Linked DNA regions of Homo sapiens: all the other regions are linked to region 2. The links are chromatin contacts, found by Hi-C or POLR2A ChIA-PET in ENCODE. All regions are on one chromosome and are shown on one strand. Each heading gives the region's core, a stretch centred on a gene start or an enhancer-like site at or near the end of the contact. The rest is flanking DNA. Distances are from core to core; before and after follow the strand shown.

Region 1 (2,700 bases), core at 201-2,700, 1.5 Mb before region 2:
CCACTGCACTCCAGCCTGGGTGACAAAGCGAGACTCTGTCTCAAAAAATAAAAATTGTAATAATGAGAAAACTGCTCTCTAAAAGGGCAAAATAGTGAATTAACGTGTTTCTATAATAAATCTGAGCAGAGAATTTTTCTTTTAAGTTGATTACAGAACCCCCACTATTACAACCAGGAATACTGACCCTTGCTCTGCCAGCCAGTCTCTTCTCTGACAGAGGAGAAAATTCGACCAAGTTCTATTTAGAGAGAATGGGTTGAAGATAGGTTGTTTTTATGGATGCAGACAAACTATATCCAAGGCTAGTACCCAGTTCTCAGTTTCAATATCAAATTTGCTCAAACCCGGGTTCTCCTATTTTAGGCCTGATGCTCAGATAGCCACTCTGCCCTAGCCAGAATCAAGAATCTAGGTACCAGAATCCCATATGCCCTCACAAACCAACAGCTCAGTTCTATACTCAGGTGAGATGGGGGAGAGGGGAGGGGAATGGAGGGCCACAGGGATTCTTTGCTTTTGCTTGGCCAAACTTTAGTGAGACTTCTGAACCTTCTCGTAGTCCTATCTATGCACCTCCTTGTAAAGTCCAGTTTTAGCAAAACTGCTAAGTCAGTTTAGCCAGAACCCCCAATCTTCGACAACCGATCATCTTTGATATCTGATCAGGGTCTTCATCCTTCACCATCCCCCAGGTGATGTCTGATCACCCTGGCCTGTCTTCTACAAGATTCCTCTAGGTCATTTTAGCCAGAATCCCTCTTACCCCAGTTTCCTCTAAGTAATTTTCTATCCACTGACCCCCGCACTGCTCCTTGGCCATAAATTCCCATTTGCCCATTCTGCTTTCGGAGTTGAGCCCAATCTCTCTGCCCACTCCCAGACCCTGTTGCACTGGTCCTATACCCATCGCTATGGTCCTGAATAAAGTCTTCCTTATCATGCTTTAATAAGCATCACTGAATAATTCTTTATTTAACAATGGGTAGTCATGGCCCAGGTAAGAGAGACGTGGTGTCCGCTCCTGGAGCTGCAAGGCTCCTGGGGGCTTTTTGTTTTGTTTTGGTTTTGTCTTTGTATGCAACGTGAGAAAAAGCCATTGATGCAGGCTTTAGCATGCTGGGAAGGAAGTGTAAAGAAGCCAGTGACGCTGGTAATAACTGTGAAATGGAACAAATGCCACCATATTTATCTAAATGTAAATTTTAAAACTGGGGACAGCAAATCCATTCTACAGTGAGCGCCGCTTGGCCAGTAACAATGACTTCATTTTCAGATGCAGTCGAAGCCCTGTGGCTCCACCCCGAGGGTCCAGCCCTTACCACTGCTAAGAACTACAACTCCCAGCCCGAGGGAGGTCTCTGCGCCTGCGGCCTGACGCCCTACGCCTACACTTCCCAGAGAACCTAGCGGTTACGCCAACGCGCGCGTGCGCCCTTGCGCGTTTCTCTCTTCCCACTCGGGTTTGACCTACAGCCGCCCGGGAGAAGATGGCTGCCCCAGCAGTGTCCGGGCTCTCCCGGCAGGTGAGAGAAAGGTGGTCCTGAGAGCCAGTGGGAGGATCCCTCCTGGGATGACCGGTACCAAACCTCGAGCACCAGGGTGCGATGCTTCGGCTGGGGAAGTCTGGCAGTCTTCAAGGTTATGGGACCTGGCGAGTGGGAGCGACTCAGGACGACCCAGCGTTTGTCCCCCGGGATGCCTACGGGGCAGTAGGCGCGGGGCTGCGCGTGCCGTAACCTTGGCGTCTTCCGAGCACAGCCCCTGGAAGCTGCTAGCCTGAGGGGCGCAGGAGAGGGGGTCTGCCCTTCGCTGAATTCCGGGGAAGGGGCATGGACTAGCCCCCAAATCAGCTTCCTTTGCCATTGTGGTAAAACCTGTCAGAGATCACTTACTAGTAATGCTAAGGAATATTTGTAAAACACATTTCACAGTTTTATAAATAAAATGAGGCCGAAAAGTTTAAATGAGTCTTTGGCTGCTCAGTCAGTAAGTGGTAGAATTGAGATTTGAACCCACGGAATCACCCAGAAGATCGAGTTTGAAAAAATGTTATGCTGTTTGTGCTGCATCTCACCATGGTGCTTTACATATCATGACCCCTTCCTGGCATCTTAGGTAATTTTTTCATAAGCATTAAAAAGTCTTAATCCTCACAAGCAGTTTTGATAAAACACGTTCCATAGCTGGAGTATTTGAAGGTGACCTGTGATCTGTGACCTGTGCGCTTGCAGGTGATTTTTAAACTGTGTATTCCAGCTCTGTCTTTTGATGGGCAGGATAGTGTCTCTCAGAACTAAGGCTTCTTGTCAGATCAAACTCTGCGGCAGTACTCAAAAAATTCATCTTTATTTTCAGATAGCATTTGCATTCCGAGGAGGGTACGTCTGTTGCAAATGATCTGCTCAAGGGTCTGTTAATAGAAACGCCAAAATTTTGGTTAAATATTTTTGAAACATGCACTCCTTGGAAGTTAGTGTTTTTCTGTCTTACGGGTATGCTAGCCTCGGTCCATTCCTAGCAAACTAGGAGGTTCGTGGGAAGGTGATTTCCCAAGCAACTTGGCATAATCCTCATTGGGTAAGTTTACCCCTTAGTAATAGTAAGTAGCTCACCCTCATGTAATATGTGAATATACAAAGAGACAAAAGTAATGATTTTAAGGTTATTTAAAATTTTTTGTTGTTATTGAGTTAAATG
Region 2 (2,700 bases), core at 66-2,565:
GCAGAAAACAAAGTTGGTGGTTAGCGATTAACCAAAGAAGAGGACCAGTGTGGATAATCAGTCAGAATTAAGTCTGTATTCACTAATGAGTGTTGCCTTTTACAGATGACTTTTTGAGCATATTCCCCTCTCTTAACATTGCTGCATTAGCTCATATCTGCTAGGGGTGACACCCTCTCTCTGACCTGCCTACAACATAGACATCTCCACAGGCACAATCATCTTGTCGGGACAGAGGCTCAGCGTCAACACACGTGCTTTTTCTACTAGAAACTCTGAGACCCCAACAGGCCACAAAAGCCCACATCCTCAGATGTTCAAAACACATCTGCTTACAGAATATGAAACACAATTTTCTTAGACTAGAGGACAACCTGATGGAGAATTTCAGTAATCACCAAGTTACTTATCTAATGCGCTGGTTCATGATTTATTTGGACACATACCTAAGTATCGATGAAGTCGTATTAAAATATGTACCAGCCTGTTTTTACTTATTTTTACTTTCATTTTATTTCAGAGCATTTAATGCGGTTTACAAATCAATCACATCTTCCAAAAACACACTGTGTTGTTTTTCTCCTCAAAGCAGTTTTTCATACATTGCATCATTTTCTGTTCATAACAGTCCCAAGGACTGGATAGGGTCGGCTTTGCTGTCTCCATTTTAATGACAGGAACTTAGATGTGGAGGCCTTACGCTGTCCAGGAAGGGGTTTTACAGACGTTACTTCGTTTGGTCTTCTCCTCCCACCCTGCACGGCGCAAAGAGCCCATCAGTTTGCGGAAGTCTGGGGTGGAGGACAGTCTGGAGTGACAGGCTGCTACCAGACCAGTCGATCTGGTTCGGGCTGTGACATAAGCTAGGGGTCGAAGTCAGGGGCACCCGCACAGGCGGACCTGCCTGGCACCTAGCCAAGGCGAATCCACCTTCCCGGCCAGCCACCAGGGCCTTGAATTGGCAAAGTATCGAATCCTGTTGTGTGTGAAGCAAGCTCTTCATGCGACACCTTCAGGGCGACCTCGGGTCAAGAACTACTCATTGTGCTGCTTGGACGCGCCGGGGCCCGAGTCTTCGTGGATCGGCCAGGCCAGGAGTGAAAGGTCTGGGAGTTCTTCCGGCCAAGAGCACCCGAAGAGCCACTGGGATCAGAAATGCGCCCCGGTGGACCCCAAACCCTGCAGCCGGGGGCGGGGGGTGTCGTGGAGTGTCCGCTCGCCCCATGCCGTGACCGGGACAACCGGTACAGCAAACTCACATGGAGCCCCAAGACTCTGGATCCCCAAGACTCTGGATCCCTATCGCCCCGCCCCTTCTGCAGGCCACGCCCCTTCCGCCGGTCCCAGCCTCGCGCGGGTCGGCCCCTTCCGCCGGCCTTTCCCCGAGCCCCGCCTCTTCCGCCAGCCCCGCCTCTTCCGCCAGCCCCGCCTCTTCCTGCGCCATGTGGGCCTGAAGCGCGTGTCTGCTGTCTGTGCCAGTGCTCCTGCCGGGTCCCCTCAGGTGTGTCGTTTCCGTCGCGCTTCCGCCCTCTCGGCCATGGGGGTCCCCAAGAGGAAGGCCTCGGGCGGCCAGGACGGCGCGGCTTCCTCCGCGGGTGCAGCCAAGCGCGCCCGCAAAGAAGAGCTCACGGGCGTGCGGTTCAAGGCTCAGCTGAAGGACCCGCAGGGCCCCGGGCCAGGTGAGTCCGGGGCGGCAGGCGCAGGGTCGGGAGCACAGGCTGGCGAGGCGGCCTCCGTGTGCCGGGCACAGCCTCTCCTTTCTGCAGCTTTCGGGTCACATAGGCTCAGTGGCAAGCCTCTGGTTTGCAGAAAACTGAGGTTCAGGACTGCTGTGTACTTCCTTGCTCTGGACTGTCGGCGACAGCGAGAGGGCCCCGACTTGCTTGATTGGGACCGTTTCATGTTACAACACATTTATTTCCCTTGCCCAGGCAGCATCCCTCAGCGAGCTCTAAAACCTCTTTATTGCAGTTGTCAGGGAAGTAAATGAAGTGTCCTTCTCTATTGAGTCCTTACTGAGTCGGCTCAGGACGGTTCATGAGACAGTTTGCTACTCCTTGGGCCGTCAGCACCGTTTTCAATAGCTTCCATCCCCCAACACTCATACTGACTTGATGACTTGTAACAAGCTACTAGAAGCCACCACAGCTACTTGTCAGTTGACCAGGAATGGGCCAGTGACTGAGATGTAGCCGACTCTATAATTTAATTACACTTTTTGTAAAGTGTGACCACCCTTCGCGACTACTTGTAATCGTTTGGAAAGTAACATGGTTTGGGAAAAACGCAATTGAACGTGTTGCCATGTGGAAGCATTGCTCTAAAATAAAACAGTGGCAGTTTTTCTCCCAGGTTAAATAAACGATTAAATTAATGGCCAAAATATCTTCAACTTCCAATTTTTGTCCTCATTTTTTTTTTTAAACGACAGGGTCTTGCTCTGTTGCCCAGGCTGAAGTGCAGTGGCACTATCATAGCTCACTGCAGCCTTGAACTTCTGGGCTTAAGCTGTCCTCCCACCTCAGCCTCCCAAGTAGCTGAGATTGTAGGTGCACAACACCATGCCCAGCTATGTTTTTTTTTTTTTTTTTACTTTTTGTAGAGATGGAATCTCACTATGTTGTCCAGGCTGCCCTCGAACTCCCAGTCTCAAGCAATCTTCCCACCTTGTCTTCTCAAAGGGCTGGGAGTATAGGTATG
Region 3 (2,700 bases), core at 185-2,684, 1.2 Mb before region 2:
TGAACCCGGGAGCCGGAGGTTGCAGTGAGCTGAGATCGTGCCACTGCACTCCAGCCTGGATGAGAGAGCCAGACTCTGTCTCAAAAAATTAATTAATACACTAATAGATTTGAGCACTAGCATTTGTCATATACCACCCTGTTTGTTCTACTTATCTTTAACTAGACCTGACATTTCTAATTTCATTCCTTCTCAGACCTCAGTTGGATGAACCCATTCCACTGTATGAGGCAAAAGTTTCCATGGAAGCTGTTCAGAAAAATCAAGGAAGAAAAAAGCAAGTTGTTCAATTTTAATTTTCTTCTTTCTCAGACCTCAGTCGGATGAACATATTCCAGTATTTGAAGCCAGAATTTTCTTTGGAAATTGTTGAGAAAAACCAAGGAAGATAAAACAAGTTGCATTTTTAAGCACGTTTCTCTGCTAAGACAAGATGCTCAGTTGACACATTTGAAAAGTGTTTGAAAAATTCTTGTGCAAATGATCAAGATAATTCTATAATTAACATCTTAAGGGAATTTTTCTAAAAACCTTTTCATTGTTTCTATATATTTTGCCCCTGCTATAAAATTCCTTCCATGAAGAAAACTGCTGCTTTCAGCAAAAGTCACACTACTCTTGATAAAAGCTGTTGCAGGCCTTTGCTAAGCTATCAAAGTAACGTATTAATTTTGTATCAACTCCGTTCTCAACACCTTCCTTAAGTCTTTGCTGTCATAATTTAAGCATTTGAGTATATTTTGAAGTCTTAAAAGACTTAGCCCATAGGCACTTAAATTTTGTGTTTTCAACTATTCATTCACTCCGGCTTTCCCCAGGATCAAAGAAGATCCCATTAACTTGCCAGTGGCAGCTGCCTGGAAGTCTGAGATGACCAGGCACTGGGAACGGGGAAGGGAGGGATGTCGGTAGGCTGCGCTGGCATAGGAAGCGTGCTGACGTCTTATCTGAGTTCTCTGGGGGTTGAGGAAGGTGGCCTAGTCCCCTCTCCTCGCCTCTTGAGAGCAGTAGCCACTGCCCTCTCTTAAGTTTATGGAAGCAGCAGCCCATCGCCGCAGCTCAAGTTTGTTTCCTTTTCATCCAGGCGCCAAACCCCGGGCTGATCACATCCCTGCTGCGGGCTTAAATAGAGTTAAGCTATTTCGGTGCCCCACAGGGTAGTGCACATCAGCGCCCTGGATCGCATACTTTCCAGAAGCGTCGCTGAACCTGGCGACTGGACTCTGGCCGAGGACCTGGCAGAAGCGCCAGGGCAGGGTCACCGCTGGGACAGTGGGCGTTGACGGCCACCCGGGATCGCCGCTGCGGGCTGCGTCTCGCGGGCTGCCCACTGCGCATGCTCCGCTCGGAACCGGCGGGGGCGGAGGCGGGGCCGCGTCGGGGGCGGGAGCTCGGCGAGGCGCCACGTCAGGGGCGGGCCCGGCGCGCGCGGGAAGTCTCTGTAGGGCGGCCGGCTACCCTCAGCCGCCGCGCGTCATGGCCCTTTCGGTGCCCGGCTACTCACCGGGCTTCCGAAAGCCGCCCGAGGTAGTGCGGCTCCGACGGAAAAGGGCCCGGAGCCGTGGAGCTGCCGCCTCCCCGCCCCGTGAGCTGACGGAGCCGGCGGCCCGCCGAGCCGCCCTGGTGGCGGGGCTGCCTCTTCGCCCTTTCCCTGCTGCGGGGGGCAGAGGCGGTGGCAGCGGCGGCGGCCCGGCCGCTGCTCGGAGGAACCCCTTCGCCCGCCTGGACAACCGACCGCGGGTCGCCGCGGAGCCCCCCGACGGGCCGGCCCGCGAGCAGCCGGAGGCCCCGGTCCCGGTGAGTGTCTTGTAGCCTGGCCGCCAAGGGGCTCTTGTCTTTCGTGGGTTGAGCCAGCTGTGAATGGGGGATGGAAAGTCCTCGCGTTCGAGGCAAGGAAATGGGCGCGAAGACTTCGGCCGCCCGTGGCCTTAGGGTACCCCGCCCTGGGAGCCGCGATTCTGGCAAGGCCGGGTTTGTGGGAAGAGCGCTCCCCTGGCTACCCCGCTGCGGGCTGTGCTCACGGGACGCGTTCCCGAGGAAAGTGAGGGGGCCCCAGAGGGCAGCGAGGAGCCCCTTGGAGAGGACTTAGAGGTGACTTGGAAAAGAGCTCGAAAAACCCTGAGAGCCCCCATCTTGCAAGGACGCTGTTCGATGGGGCAGGTGACAAGCCCTGCTTCCCCCGTGATTTAGGGCCTCCCTTCTCTCACGCACTCCAAATTATTCTGGAGATGGGGGAATGTCGAGGATTCGTGGGGTCAGAATTCACTAGCATCTGTCTTACCCAAAGCCTTTTGGATCTTTCGGTTTGAAACGCCGGTCCCTGTTCCCCTCAATTTTGATACTAAAGTTCAGACACAAAACTGAAGTGTTGAAACTCATAGATTGGATGGGGTGCCTCTGAATTTAGGTGTACTTGCGTTTATTGAGAAACATGTATGCCAGGTGAGGCTCTGTACATATTTAACGCAAACTTCAGCATCCTTTAAATTTTAAAGGAGAATATATTTAACCTCAGTTTTTAGATTCTAATCAAGAAAATGATTTGCTATGGGAAGAGAAGTTTCCTGAAAGAACAACTGTTACTGAATTACCTCAGGTAATACTTTTTAAATATCATTAGAATGTGTATTTGTATAAACTTTTTTTTCATAGGATTTGAGCCTATTTTTAAAAATACATTTATACTTCTCAGAAGCATTT
Region 4 (2,700 bases), core at 48-2,547, 1.1 Mb before region 2:
ACAGGCGTGAGCACCGCGCCCGGCCAGAAATCCTATTTTCTTTCACATGAGTTATTTTGTTGATTGTTTGCTTATAACTAAAGCCCTCAGAATCAGAGTTTATACTGTATCTTTTTCTGTGTTCCTACATAGATGGCAATAAATGATTCTAATGTTTATGATGTAGAAGCTGAGGAGGCTAATACCTATTTCTGGCTCCTTTTAGGAGACACAGTCATAACAAAAAATATTGCTTAATGTGCGAGGCACAGTGCCAAGTGGTTTACATACATTGTGTAATTCTCCCCCTAAAAAAGTCAATGAAGTTGATACAATTATTATTTCATTATATGTAAAATAGGGAAAATAACAGCATTTATCTCAGAGGGCTGTTGTAAAGATTAAATGAATGCCTGTAATCCCAGCACTTTGAAAGGCCGAGGCAGGCAGATCACCTTAGCTCAGGGGTTCGAGACCAGCCTGGCCAACATGGTGAAACCTGGTCTCCACTAAAAATACAAAAAAATTAGCTGGGCATGGTGGTGCGCGCCTGTAATTCCAGCTACTCGGGAGGCTGAGGCAGGAGAATAGCTTAAACCCGGGAGGTGGAGGTTGCAGCGAGCCGAGATCGCGCCACCACACTCCAGCCTGGGCGACAGAGCGAGACTCTGTCTCAAAAAAAAAAAAAAAAAAGTAAATGAGAATATACATAAAGCACTTAGCACAATGGCATACTATTTACTATAGTTTACTATTTATTGCAACTCTCATTTTGCAGGTATCTTGCCTAAGGTGCAAGCAGAAGAAACAGGATTTTCAACCCAGATCTGAAAACTCCCAAGCCTCTGCCTTTTTCTTTTTATCCTTTTTCTTTTTCCTTGTTAAAAAACTTGCTTCCTGTACAGAGAGGGGAAATGCTCAGTCCCCACGTCAGTGGTTGAACTCCAAGCCAGAAGATCCCTATTTTGATTTTGTCCTCTGGCCTGTCGCCAGCCCCTCAACAGTACTTGAATTAATAAAAGGGCAGGTTTTAAGCCTCATGTATCTGCGCAGGTGACTCCTTCTGTGACCCCGAATAAACCTGTTCCGGTCCCGTTCCGGGGAAACAGCCTTGCCTTCCCCTGCCCCCAGAAAGTTACCCTCGCCCTCCGAGCCACAACTCCCCACGCCGCCAACTCGGTCTTTACATCATTTTCGACGCCCCCTAAGTCCCTCCCGAGAGGCGCAGGCGCACATCGCCCCTTCTAGCGAACTACATCTCCCACAATCCCAATCGGCCGGACCACCTCCGCTCGGGGCGGGGACGGAGGTGGAGCTGGTGGTCCCCGGTCGGGACGAAGGCTCCCGAGGTGCCCTGCCTGGGTCCTCCGGGGTAAAGTTCGTTTGGCGGAAGATTGTCCGTTTTCCTGGTAAGGTCACCTGTCCCAATCAGGTACGATTCTGCCTTCCGTACCCCCGAGCCCCTCAGTGTAAAGTGGCAAATGGTCTAGCCCGGCGGAGGCACCAGCTGGAGGCGGTGGGAGGGACACCCGCAGTGAAGGGCGGACCGCGCACGCATGCGCAGAGGCGCGGCAGGGGGGCGGGAGCCGCGGAACCCCTACCCCAGGTCTGCGCAGGTGAGGAGGGGGCGGGGCAGGACCGACCTCCCTTGCCATGATAACCACCTTCGCAGCCGGCTCCCAGACCGTTGGCACCGATTGCCTAGAAAATAGGGGGTCTCAGGAGCTCCGTTTTAGCGTTTATATATCCCAATTCCAATTAAGCCACTTCCAGTATTTTTTGGCCATTGTCAGTGTACAAGTCTTCCTCCTCTTCGAGACCATGTTATTGCAATAGCAGCAAACGTGTTGGGAGGCCTCACAATTCATCATGGTTTTTCTGGCCTCTGGCAGATAGCTCCTTCCTAGCGAGCTGTGGAGCTTAAAGTCTTTTGGACACTTGATTCTATTCAATCCAGTATCAGACCAGGTACGTACCTTGTCCATAAGTCGTCTTATGAGAAGACTTCTTGAGATGATGCAGACTCTCGTGCAGTTTATAATCGGCTGGAGGTATAGACAGTTAAGCAAGCCTCCTTTTTTACTGTGCCCACCCCTAACCATTTTGCTTACACCTTGTTATGGGACTTGGTTAAATTGCTTAACCTTCCGGACCTACGTTTTCTCATTAAATGAGAAGATTGGATTAGATGATCTCTAAGAACTTTCCACTTGTAAAATATACGGTTAGTTAGTGAGGGGTAGAATCCAGATTCTATCTATCTATATTTTTTTGAGACAGAGTCTCACTCTGTTGCCCAGGCTGGAGTGCAGTGGCACGATCTCGGTTCACTGCAACCTCCACCTCCCGGGTTCAAGCGATTCTCTTGCCTCAGCCTCCCGAGTAGCTGGGACTGCAACCTCCAGTTAATTTTTGTATTTTTAGTAGAGACAGGGTTTTGCCATGTTAGCCAGGCTGATCTCGAACTCCTGACCTCAGGTGATCCACCCACCTCGGCCTCCTAAAGTACTGGGATTACAGGCGTGTGCCACCGTGCCTGGCCCCACAATATGTTAACACTAAACTTCATCAGCTTCCACTTTTCTGCCCACATCAGTGAAATATAGCTATAAGAATGCAGCTGGTGGGGCTGGGTGCGGTGGCTCACGCCTGTAATCCCAGCACTTTGGGAGGTCGAGGCGGGCAGATCACAGGGTCAGGAGATCGAGACCATCCTGGCTA

What was found. Hi-C counts contacts between places; a loop is a spot of excess contacts on that map. ChIA-PET counts read pairs that join two places held with the same protein, here RNA polymerase II (POLR2A). Pooled maps may share reads with other maps.
Region 1: a map of B cell shows a loop between it and region 2 (12-fold over the local background). The contact joins the promoter of ATP5PO here to the promoter of URB1-AS1 in region 2. A Hi-C loop is called at or near these places in 1 of 168 maps with a recorded cell type or tissue (B cell) and 7 of 50 pooled maps. POLR2A ChIA-PET finds 5 or more read pairs at or near these places in 1 of 52 experiments (OCI-LY7).
Region 3: a map of naive thymus-derived CD4-positive, alpha-beta T cell shows a loop between it and region 2 (9-fold over the local background). The contact joins the promoter of DONSON here to the promoter of URB1-AS1 in region 2. A Hi-C loop is called at or near these places in 1 of 168 maps with a recorded cell type or tissue (naive thymus-derived CD4-positive, alpha-beta T cell) and 8 of 50 pooled maps. POLR2A ChIA-PET finds 5 or more read pairs at or near these places in 1 of 52 experiments (OCI-LY7).
Region 4: a map of CD8-positive, alpha-beta T cell shows a loop between it and region 2 (6-fold over the local background). The contact joins the promoter of DNAJC28 here to the promoter of URB1-AS1 in region 2. A Hi-C loop is called at or near these places in 2 of 168 maps with a recorded cell type or tissue (CD4-positive, alpha-beta T cell and CD8-positive, alpha-beta T cell) and 8 of 50 pooled maps.

The regions. Positions count from the first base shown.
Region 1 is chr21:33,914,554-33,917,253 of GRCh38, reverse strand. It overlaps ATP5PO (ATP synthase peripheral stalk subunit OSCP), which reads left to right and starts at 1,450. Exons shown (of 7, transcript NM_001697.3): 1 at 1,450-1,526. The coding sequence starts at 1,491. RefSeq lists enhancers at 1,269-1,878, 2,393-2,700.
Region 2 is chr21:32,391,748-32,394,447 of GRCh38, reverse strand. URB1-AS1 (URB1 antisense RNA 1 (head to head)) reads right to left here and starts at 1,315. Exons shown (of 1, transcript NR_026845.1): 1 at 488-1,315. URB1 (URB1 ribosome biogenesis factor) reads left to right here and starts at 1,436. Exons shown (of 39, transcript NM_014825.3): 1 at 1,436-1,679. The coding sequence starts at 1,538. RefSeq lists enhancers at 834-1,083, 606-1,387, 1,234-1,528, 1,388-2,170.
Region 3 is chr21:33,587,418-33,590,117 of GRCh38, reverse strand. It overlaps DONSON (DNA replication fork stabilization factor DONSON), which reads left to right and starts at 1,434. Exons shown (of 10, transcript NM_017613.4): 1 at 1,434-1,797; 2 at 2,516-2,596. The coding sequence starts at 1,477. It overlaps CRYZL1 (crystallin zeta like 1), which reads left to right. Exons shown (of 13, transcript NM_145858.3): 13 at 197-777. The coding sequence ends at 296. RefSeq lists an enhancer at 1,246-1,745 and a silencer at 1,204-1,893.
Region 4 is chr21:33,490,313-33,493,012 of GRCh38, reverse strand. DNAJC28 (DnaJ heat shock protein family (Hsp40) member C28) reads left to right here and starts at 1,297. Exons shown (of 2, transcript NM_001040192.3): 1 at 1,297-1,411.